2 separate regions of the Homo sapiens genome follow, and region 2 is linked to region 1. Evidence: read pairs that join two places in POLR2A ChIA-PET (ENCODE). Cell type or tissue: MCF 10A. All regions are shown on one strand. Each heading gives the region's core, and the rest is flanking DNA. Links, peaks and the distances in the headings are about the cores only.

Evidence for each region. Peaks named below come from ENCODE experiments on the same cell type or tissue, not always from the same donor. Only the 100,000 strongest peaks of a DNase experiment are listed, where the experiment ranks them.
Region 2: POLR2A ChIA-PET joins it to region 1 with 5 read pairs; 2 of 35 experiments call an interaction of 5 or more read pairs at or near these places.

Annotation. Positions count from the first base shown.
Region 1 is chr2:229,442,169-229,447,546 of GRCh38, reverse strand. It overlaps DNER (delta/notch like EGF repeat containing), which reads left to right. Exons shown (of 13, transcript NM_139072.4): 8 at 7-231. Among named protein-coding and RNA genes, the nearest start is that of PID1, 170 kb to the right of the region's middle. In MCF 10A, for the core only: no CTCF peak of the experiment used is centred there; a DNase peak (open chromatin) is centred at 2,406.
Region 2 is chr2:229,382,212-229,387,589 of GRCh38, reverse strand. All of the region lies in intron 11 of DNER (delta/notch like EGF repeat containing), which reads left to right. Among named protein-coding and RNA genes, the nearest start is that of PID1, 110 kb to the right of the region's middle. In MCF 10A, for the core only: no CTCF peak of the experiment used is centred there; no DNase peak of the experiment used is centred there.

The sequences.
Region 1 (5,378 bases), core at 67-5,066:
TCACAGGATACTTCGGATCTGCTTGTGAAGAAAAGGTGGACCCCTGCGCCTCGTCTCCGTGCCAGAACAACGGCACCTGCTATGTGGACGGGGTACACTTTACCTGCAACTGCAGCCCGGGCTTCACAGGGCCGACCTGTGCCCAGCTTATTGACTTCTGTGCCCTCAGCCCCTGTGCTCATGGCACGTGCCGCAGCGTGGGCACCAGCTACAAATGCCTCTGTGATCCAGGTGGGTACCGCCCCTACACAGTACATCTTCCTTTTCTCAATCTCAAACCAATCTCAAAAGACCATTACTTTTTCTTTTGCATCTTGGTATACTTGTAAATAAAAGTGGTATACTTACTGGTATGCTTGTAAGTAAGTATACTTACTGATATACTTGTGAATAAAAGTGAATTCCACTCATTTATGACACACTTTCTTTTTTAGATTTACTCTTGGCAGGGTTAAAAAAATACTCTTTCATCATTTCATGATCAACTCACATTCATTGTAGAAAAAACAAGCAAAATAAAGAAAATTGAAAACAGGCTTAATCTCATCACAGGCTAAGCATTTTTATCAATTTACTGTAAGTCACTGCAGAACTTTCACTGTGTTGTGTATCTTTTACTATTGTGTGCTTAAGTTAACAGAATATCTTCTTTCATCTTAACGTGCATGAAAAGCACGGTGCAATACATTCAGAATTGTGTCATCTATTAAAATTGTTACTCTATGCACATTATGTTATATCACTGGCTCCCTATGTAAGAATTTAAAACTTTTACCATTTAATTTCCAAATGCCTTCTGCATTTGCATTACAGATTTTTAATTATGGAGGTTTTGATACCTAGAAGTGAGTGATTACTAGTCAAAATTTTGTGTGTGCACAACCCACTAGTGTAGTCAGAAAGGAATGCACGGGGCAGCCCTTTCCTCTCGTTTCTATTCTGTGTATGTCTCCATCCTTACACGAGCTGGCTCTTTAGAAAGCTTCCCAGCACAATGAATCCCCACACATCTCCCTGGCCAGTCAGTATGGCTGGCCAGTATCTGGTTTGGCTTGACCCTGGCTTTGCTGGTGCAATGGCCTCTAGCTGGAATGCGTGCTCCCCGTTACCCCACCTCACTGTACAAACTTCTACTTCTGGGGCTGACTCAGTTTCCCTTCCTCTGGGTTCCGACAGTCACCTACAATATCACTTTTGTGGTCTTGGAAACAGAACATTAATTATCCTTGTATGTGTCTCTCTCCTCCTTAGGGCTGGGAGGAACTGTGTTTTATTAATAGCTTTTGTATCAGCAGCAATCACCCTAAGCCACTATTTAGTGAGCACTGATCTTTCTAGATTCTGAGCCGGGTGCTTCACATCTCTGGTCTTTTTAGTGTCACATTTACACCAAGGTTTGAAATGCCTCTAGAGGTTCAGTCATGTGCCTGTGGCTACACACCCAGAATGGGGGCTGAGCCCAGATTCGAATGCCGGTGTCCCTGGTTTTGCTGCTCCAGTGCCTGGCCTGGAACTTCCAAAGGGCATGTCTCATACTCAACGAATAACTCAACAAGTTACTGAGAAATGCAATTTGGCACTTGAATGGTGTTGAAAAGCCTTTTTTCACATAGACTCTTAATTCCCCGATTTTCTAAGCAACTGATATTTTGCCAAGTGCCTCTTTCCTCTCTGCTCTGACATTCAGAGGGAATAGGGCTGTTTAATCTGCTTTGTAACAATGTTAGTAGTTAGGATTCTCCGGAGAAACAGGAGACAGAGAGCGAGGAGAGAGAGAGAGATTTATTTTAAGTAACTGGCTCATGCAATTGTGTGGACTCACAAGTCCAAAATCCGTAGGGAAGCTGGCAGGCTGGAAACTCAGGCGAGGTTTCTGTGTTGTGTCTTGAGCTGAATTATTTCTTCTTTGGGAAACCTCAGTCTTTGTCCTTAAGGTCCTCAGCTGTTTGGATGCAGCCCACGCACATTCTGGAGAGTCATCTGCTTCATTCAAAGTCTGCTGATTTAAACGTTAATCTCATCTAAAACACACCTTCATACCAACATCTAGATTAGTGTTTGAGCGAGTATCTAAGAACCATGGCCTAGCCAAGTTGACACCCGAAATGAACTATCGCAGTAACATTTTTGGATCTCATAAACCTTGAAGTGAAACAGTTTCTCCACTGTGTTTGACATGAGGATATTTTTCTTGGTTGACCTCCATGCTCTCCTTCAGAGCCAGGGTGGAGACAGGAATAGCTGCCCCTCAGAGGGTCCAGTTTTCTTCCATGTGGATTCGGGCTCACATGCTGTGAGCTGCGTGTCCTGTGGGAGGAGGCAGTGTGGCGCTGGCCCTTACCTATTGGGAATGTGGATCACTGAGACAACTTGTGTTTGCAAACTAAACAAGCTGCAATTGTGCTGGAAGAACAGAGGCTTACTCACGTACTGACTCACGAGCACGCTGTTCCCAGCTCTGCTCTGGATGTCGTAACACATGTGAAAATACCCCTCAGCAGCATTCTGAACAAAAACTTCCTTAATACTTTATTACCTGTCTCCTGAGAGTTCCGTTCTCTCTGTGAAGCCCCACAAAGAAGAATTAAATATTGTAAGACCAGAAAACAACTTTATTTTCTCCTCCCTTTCTCCTCTGACTTCTTTTCTTAATTATATCAAACTTTTTCTTTTTTAAAATTTTTTTGAGATGGAGTTTTGCTCTTGTTGCCCAGGCTTCAACCTCTGCCTCCCGGGTTCAAGCGATTCTCCTGCCTCAGTCTCCCAAGTAGTTGGGATTACAGGCTCCCACCACCACACCCTGCTAATTTTTGTATGTTTACTAGAGACAGGGTTGCACCATGTTGTCCAGGCCGGTCTTGAACTCCTGACCTCAGGTTATCTGCCTGCCTCGGCCTCCCACAGTGCTGGGATTACAGGCCTGAGCCACCATGCCTGACCCAAACTTTTTCTTATAGTTAGTTGATTTCTAAAACTTAAAATTGAAGGGAGTTAGAGATAAATAGTGTTTTTTAATAATACCAAATAGAGTTTTTCAACACGTGTGAGGCAACCAAATAGAAAATATACTGCCTGATGTTTCTCTTTCCACATTGGGAGAGGCAGCCGAGAGTGGTAGAAAGGACCTCTCTAACATCCTCGCTTATTGACTAAAACCATAGGAAATTTACAGGCATCTCTGGGACTCAGTTTTCCCCTCTATCAGAAAAGAGAGGAGAGTTATATGTCAGAGCATGAAATGAGAGGCAGGCAGCCCATTTCCTGGCATGGACTAGTGAAAGCTCTTCTTTCTTTCTGTCCGTGGAGATTCCAGCAGGATTCTCGAGCTATGTGGGGGTGAAATCACTCCTGTTTAATTTCCACTTTCCTTCCGTCTATTCTCTGCTAAAACATTCATGCCCACTTGGAGCGTTTGACTTGATAATTGTCTGTGGTCCAGCAGTAGCCCCTTAATAGCCTTGAAAAGCCTGAAGACGTGTGCATTCTGTTCGTGGAATGAACATGATCCCTTCATTTGTTCAGCAGTCTCAAAGCAGAGCCTTGTAATCGTGACAGGGCCCTCTTGTTGAACCTGGGAGCTGAAACTGCCTTCAGAGGGGATGTTTCTTCAGATTGTTAGGTGACTGTGTAAAATAAAAAAGGCATCTTAACACCAGGCAAGAACTTACATTTTAAGAGGTGAACATGACAAGTCTGTGAATGTGAAATTTCTCGTCTTCATCTTTTGGAGCATGTAATTGCTTCAACACCAGTTTGCATAATGGAAGAATCTCACGAGAATAGGTGAAATTGGGCATCTAGCTATGGAGCAGCAAGGCTGATCTTCTTTACAGAGAGCAAACGGATCTCATTTCATAAAATGGCAGCAGATTGAAGTCATGTCAGGTTGATAATTAGTTCCCATCTGACAAAATGCCATTTTGATTACTGCAAATCAGATTTGCCGGGTGTTTTATTTTCAAACTTCGTTTGTAGCTTTTCGGGCTAGGGATTTCTGATGGGATTTTAAGATTAAATAATAAAATGTCAGCACTGAGTAATTACTGAAATGTTATCTTCCAGTGACAGTGTTAAGTGATAGGCTACCCGTTCTCTTAAAAATTGCAAATTGAAATCTGCTGAAGAAAGTGAGAACTTGGAGCTGCTACAAACAGGATGAGGTGGAACTCGCTGGGGTGGGGGTGCCATTTCCCCTGCAGGTGGGAGCCACAGTATTGCTTGTGTTCTCAATACAATGGTGGCCTCTGCAGATAATAGCTGTACATGACCGGTATTGGAAGGAGTCCCTGGCAGGAAGGAAGATAGTTTGCACTTGAGTTATTACTCTAAACTTGTGGAATTGAATTAACCCTGCCATTATAGAATGTGCCTCACATATTACTATTTAAGGGAATTTAAGGGACAGGGCATTGGAGATTTTTACGTGGAAATATGTTTATAATTTTTTTTAACAAGCAAGATCTAAGATGCTCATCATTTCAACTGCAGTTGAAATCCCAGACTAGACATGGCACAGTTGCCAACCAAGTTCCTCTGCCCATTCTTCTTCACCAAAGGGCTGGTAACTCAATTAGATCATCCAGATATATAATAGGCTGTAAACCAAAGGAAATGTAGACTTTTTCCAAGTGAAATTTTTTGAAAGAAAATTATATTTGTAAGGATTTTAGATGTAATTTTTTTTTTGTATTTTCTACATATGCCTTACATGTGAGCTGCATTTCTGGTCTGTATGTCCCGAAAGACACAGTTGACACTGCTCCTTCTGTTAAACTCAGACCTGAAAATATCAGTAGTCCGATAATATTTGCTGGAAACAGGATCAAGGATAAGACTTAATGGTCAGGATTTTAATAGCAATTGAACAGCAATAAAGAAATAAATATACCTGCAAAGGTTTGAAGACATTTAGCTCACTAAGGCCCATGTGCCTTTACATTTTTGGATAAGTATAGTAAGTATAGTGGACAACTTTCATCTGTTATTAACCAGAAAAACTTTATCTAGTTTACCAGCATTTTTTTTTTTTTTTAAGACAGAGCGTTGCTCTGTCGCCCAGGCTGGAGTGCAGTGGCACAGTCTCAGCTCACTGCAACCTCCGCCTCCCAGGTTCACACCATTCTCCTGCCTCAGCCTCCCTAGTAGCTGGGACTACAGGCACCCACCACCACAACCAGCTAATTTTTTGTATTTTTAGTAAAGATGGGGTTTCACTGTGTTAGCCAGGATGGTCTCCATCTCCTGACCTCTTGATCTGCCTGCCTTGGCCTCCCAAAGTGCTGGGATTACAGGCGTGAGCACTGCTCCCGGCCGATGAAGGCATTCTTATATTTAACATGCTGTAGGGGGTTTCTGATCTGCATATCACACTATTCTTG
Region 2 (5,378 bases), core at 289-5,288, 60 kb after region 1:
TCCTTCCTTCCTTCTTTCTTTTCTTTCTTTCTTTCTTTCTTTCTTTCTTTCTTTCTTTCTTTCTTTCTTTCTTTCTTTCTCTCTTTCTTTCTTTCTTTCTTTCTTTTTCTTTCTATTATACTTTAAGTTCTGGGACACATGTGCAGAACGTGCAGGTTTGTTACATAGGTATACACATGCCATGGTGGTTTTCTGCACCCATCAACCTGTTATCTACATTACGTATTTCTCCTAATGCTATGCCTCCCCTAGCTCCCCACCACCTGACAGGCCCCAGTGTGTGATGTTCCTCTCCCTATGTCCATGTGTTCTCATTGTTGAGCTCCCACTTATGAGTGAGAACATGTGGTGTTTGGTTTTTTGTTCCTGTGTTAGTTTGCTGAGAATGATGGTTTCCAGCTTCATCCATGTCCCTGCAAAGGACAGGAACTCATCCTTTTTTATGGCTGCATAGTATTCCATGGTGTATATGTGCCACATTTTCTTTATCCAGTCTGTCATTGATGGGCATTTGGGTTGGTTCCAAGTCTTTGCTGTTGTGAACAATGCTGCAATAAACATACGTGTGCATGTGTCTTTATAGTAGAATGATTTATAATCCTTTGGGTATATACCCAGTAATGAGATTGCTGGGTCAAATGGTATTTCTGGTTCCAGATCCTTAAGGAATCACCACACTGTCTTCCACAATGGTTGAACAAATTTACATTCCCACCAAGAGTATAAAAGCATTCCTATTTCTCCACATCCTCTGCAGCATCTGTTATTTCCTGACTTTTTAATAATCGCCATTCTAACTGACGTGAGATGGTATCTCATTGTGGTTTTGATTTGCATTTCACTAATGACCAGTGATGATGAGCTTTTTTTTCATATTTTTGTTGGCTGCATGAATGTCTTCTTTTGAGAGGTATCTGTTCATACCTTTTGCCCACTTTTTGATGTGGTTGTTTGTTTTTTTTTTCTTGTAAATTTTTTTAAGTTCTTTGTAGATTCTGGATATTAGCCCTTTTCCAGATGGATAGATTGCAAAAATTTTCTCCCATTCTGTAGGTTGTCTGTTCACTATGATGATAGTTTCTTTTGCTGTCCAGAAGCTCCTTAGTTTAATTAGATCTCATTTGTCAATTTTGGCTTTTGTTGCCATTGCTTTTGGTGTTTTAGTCATGAAGTCTTTGCCCATGCCTATGTCCTGAATGGTATTGCCTAGGTTTTCTTCTAGGGTTTTTACAGTTTTAGGTCTTACGTGTAAGTCTTTTATCCATCTTGAGTTAGTTTTTGTATAAGGTGTAAGGAAGGGGTCCAGTTTCCGTTTTCTGCATATGGCTAGCCAGTTTTCCCAACACCATTTATTAAATAGGGAATCCTTTCACCAATGCTTGTTTTTATCAGGTTTATCAAAGATCAGATGGTTGTAGATATGTGGCATCATTTCTGAGGCCTCTGTTCTTTTCCATTACTCTGTACATCTGTTTTGGTGCCAGTACCATGCTGTTTTGGTTACTGTAGCTTTGTAGTATAGTTTGAAATCAGGTAACATGATGCCTCCAGCTTTGTTCTGTTTGCTTAGGATTGTCTTGGCTATGCAGGCTCTTTTTTGGTTCTATATGAACTTTAAAGTAGATTTTTCCAATTCTGTGAAGAAAGTCAGTGGTAGCTCGGTGGGGATAGCATTGAACGTGTAAATTACTTTGGGCAGTATGGCCATTTTCATGATATTGATTCTTCCTATCCATGAGCATGAAATGTTTTTTTCATTTGTTTGTGTCTTCTCTTATTTCCTTGAGCAGTGGTTTGTAGTTCTCCTTGAGAGGTCCTTAACATCCCTTGTAAGTTGTATTCTTATGTATTTTATTCTCTGTCGCAATTGTGAATGAGAGTTCACTCATGATTTGGCTCTCTGTTTGTCTATTATTGATTTATAGGAAAGCTTGTGATTTTTGCACATTGATTTTGTATCCTGAGACTTTGCTGAAGTTGCTTATCAGCTTAAGGAGATTTTGAGCTGAGACAATGGGGCTTTCTAAATATACAATCATGTCATCTGCAAACAGAGACAATTTTACTTCCTCTCTTCTTATTTGAATACCCTTTATTTCTTTCCCTTGCCTGATTGACCTGGCCAGAACTTCCAATGCTATGTTGAATAGCAGTGGTGAGAGAAGGCATCCTTGTCTTGTGCCAGTTTTCAAAAGGAATGCTTCTAGCTTTTGCCCATTCAGTATGATACTGGCTGTGGGTTTGTCATAAATAGCTCTTATTTTGAGATACGTTCTGTCAATACCTAGTTTATTGAGAGTTTTTAGCATGAAGGTGTGTTAAACTTTATCAGAGGCCTTTTCTGTGTCTATTGAGATTATCACGTGGTTTTTATCATTGGTTGTGTTTAAGTGATGGATTGCATTTATTGATTTGTATATATTGAACCCTTGCATCCTAGGGATGAAGCCAACTTGATTGTGGTGGATAAGCTTTTTTTTTTTTTTTTTAGATGGAGTCTCGCTCTGTTGCCCAGACTGGAGTACAGTGGTGGATAAGCTTTTTGATGTGCTACTGGATTCGGTGTGCCAGTATTTTATTGAGGATTTTTGCATCAATGTTTATCAGGGATCTTGGCCTGAAGTTTTCTTTTTTTGTTGCGTCTCTTCCAGGTTTTGGTATCAGGATGATGCTGGCCTCATGAAATGAGTTGGGAAGGAGTCCCTCTTTTCTATTGTTTGGAATAGTTTCAGAAGGAATGGTACCAGCTCCTCTTTGTACCTCTGATAAAATTTGGCTGTGAATCCATCTGGTCCTGGGCTTTTTTTGGTTTGTAGGCTATTAATTACTTCCTCAATTTCAGAACTTCTTATTGGTCTATTCAGGGATTCAACTTGTTTCTGGTTTAGTCTTGGGAGGGTGTATGTGTCCAGGAATTTATCTGTTTCTTCTAGATTTTCTAGTTTATTTGCATAGAGGTGTTTATAGTATTCTCTGATAGTAGTTTGTATTTCTATCAGATCAGCGGTGATATCCCCTTTATCAATTTTTATTGTGTCTATCTGATTCTTCTCTCTTTTCTTCTTTGTTAGTCTGGCTAGTGGTCTATCTATTTTGTAAATCTTTTCAAAAAACCAGCTCCTGGATTCCTTGATTTTTTGAAGGGTTTTTCTTGTCTCTCTCTCCTTCAGTTCTGCTCTGATCTTAGTTATTTCTTGTCTTCTGCTAGCTTTTGAATTTGTTTGCTCTTGCTTCTCTAGTTCTTTTAATTGTGATGTTAGGGTATCGATTTTAGATCTTTCCCACTTTCTCCTGTGGGGATTTAGTGCTATAAATTTCCCTCTAAACACTGCTTTAGCTGTGTCCCAGAGATTCTGGTACATTGTGTCTTTGTTCTCATTGATTTCAAATAACTTATTTATTTCTGCATTAATTTCGTTATTTACCCAGTAGTCATTCAGGAGCAGGTTGTTCAGTTTCCATGTAGTTGTGCAGTTTTGAGTGAGTTTCTTAATCCTGAGTTCTAATTTGATTGCACTGTGGTCTGAGAGACTGTTTCTTATGATTTCCATTCTTTTGTATGTGCTGAGGAGTGTTTTACTTCCAATTATGTGGTCAATCTTAGAATAAGTGCGAAGTGGTGCTGAGAAGAATGTGTATTCTGCTGATTTGGAGTGGAGAGTTCTGTAGATGTCTATTAGGTCTGCTTGGTCCAGAGCTGAGTTCAAGTCCTGAATATTCTTGTTAATCTTCTGTCTCGTGGATCTGTCTAATATTGACAGTAGGGTGTTAAAGTCTCCCACTATTATTGTGTGGGAGTCTAATTCTCTTTTTAGGTCTCTAAGAACTTGCTTTATGAATCTGGATGCTCCTTTATTGGGTGCATATATATTTAAGACAGTTAGCTCTTCTTGTTTCATTGATCCCTTTACCATTATGTAATGCCCTTTTTTGTCTCTTTTGATCTTTGTTGGTTTAAAGTCTGTTTTATTAGAGACTAGAATTGAAATCCCTCCTTTTTTTGCTTTCCATTTGCTTGGTAAATATTCCTCCATCCCTTTATTTTGAGCCTATGTGTGTCTTTGCATGTGAGGTGGGTCTCCTGAATACAGCACACCAATGGGTCTTGACTCTATGCAATTTGCCACTGTGTGTCTTTTAATTGAGGCATTTAGCCCATTTACATTTAAGGTTAGTATTGTTATGTTTGAATTTGCTCCTGTCATTATGATGCTAGCTGGTTATTTTGCCCGTTAGTTGATACAGTTTTTTCATAGTGTCAATTGTCTTTACAATTTGGTATGTTTTTGCAGTGGCTGGTACTGGTTTTTCCTTTCCATATTTAGTGCTTCCTTCAGGAGCTCTTGTAAGGCAGGCCTGGTGGTAACAAAATCTCTTAGCATTTGCTTGTCTGTAAAGGATTTTATTTCTCCTTCACTTACGAAACTTAGGTTGGCTGGATATGAAATTCTGGGTTGAAAATTCTTTTGTTTCAGAATGTTGAATATTGGCCTCCACTCTCTTCTGGCTTGTAGGGTTTCTGCAGAGAGATCTGCCGTTAGTCTGATGGGCTTCCTTTTGTGGGTAACCCGACCTTTCTCTCTGGCTGCCCTTAACATTTTTCCTTCATTTCAATTGTGGTGAATCTGATGATTATGTGTCTTGGGGTTGCTCTTCTCGAGGAGTATCTTTGTGGTGTTCTCTGTATTTTCTGAATTATGTTGGCCTGTCTTGCTAGGTTGGGGAAGTTCTCCCGGATAATATCCTAAAAAGTGTTTTCCAACTTGTTTCCATTCTCCCCGTCACTTTCAAGTACACCAATCAAACAGGTTTGGTCTTTTCACATAGTCCCATATTTTTTGGAGGCGTTGTTCATTCCTTTTCATTCTTTTTTCTCTAATCTTGTCTTCATGCTTTATTTCATTAAGTTGGTCTTCAGTCTCTTATATCCTTTCTTCTGCTTGATCTATTTGGCTATTGATACTTGTGTATGCTTCACAAAATTCTCTTGCTGTATTTTTCAGCTCCATCAGGTCATTTATGTTCTTCTGTAAACTGGTTATTCTAGTTAGCAATTCATCTAACCTTTTTTCAAGTTTCTTAGCTTCCTTGCATTGGGTTAGAACATGCTTCTTTAGCTCAGAGGAGTTTGTTATTACCCACCTTCTGGAACCTACTTCTGTCAATTCGTCAAACTCATTCTCTGTCCAGTTCTGTTCCCTCGCTAGTGAGAAGTTGTGATCCTTTGGAGGAGAAGAGGCATTCTGGTTTTTGGAATTTTTAGCCTTTTTGTGCTGGTTTTTCCTCATCTTCGTGGATTTATCTACCTTTGGTCTTTGATGTTGGTGACCTTTGGATGGGGTTTCTGTGTGGACATCCTTTTTGTTGATGTTGATGCT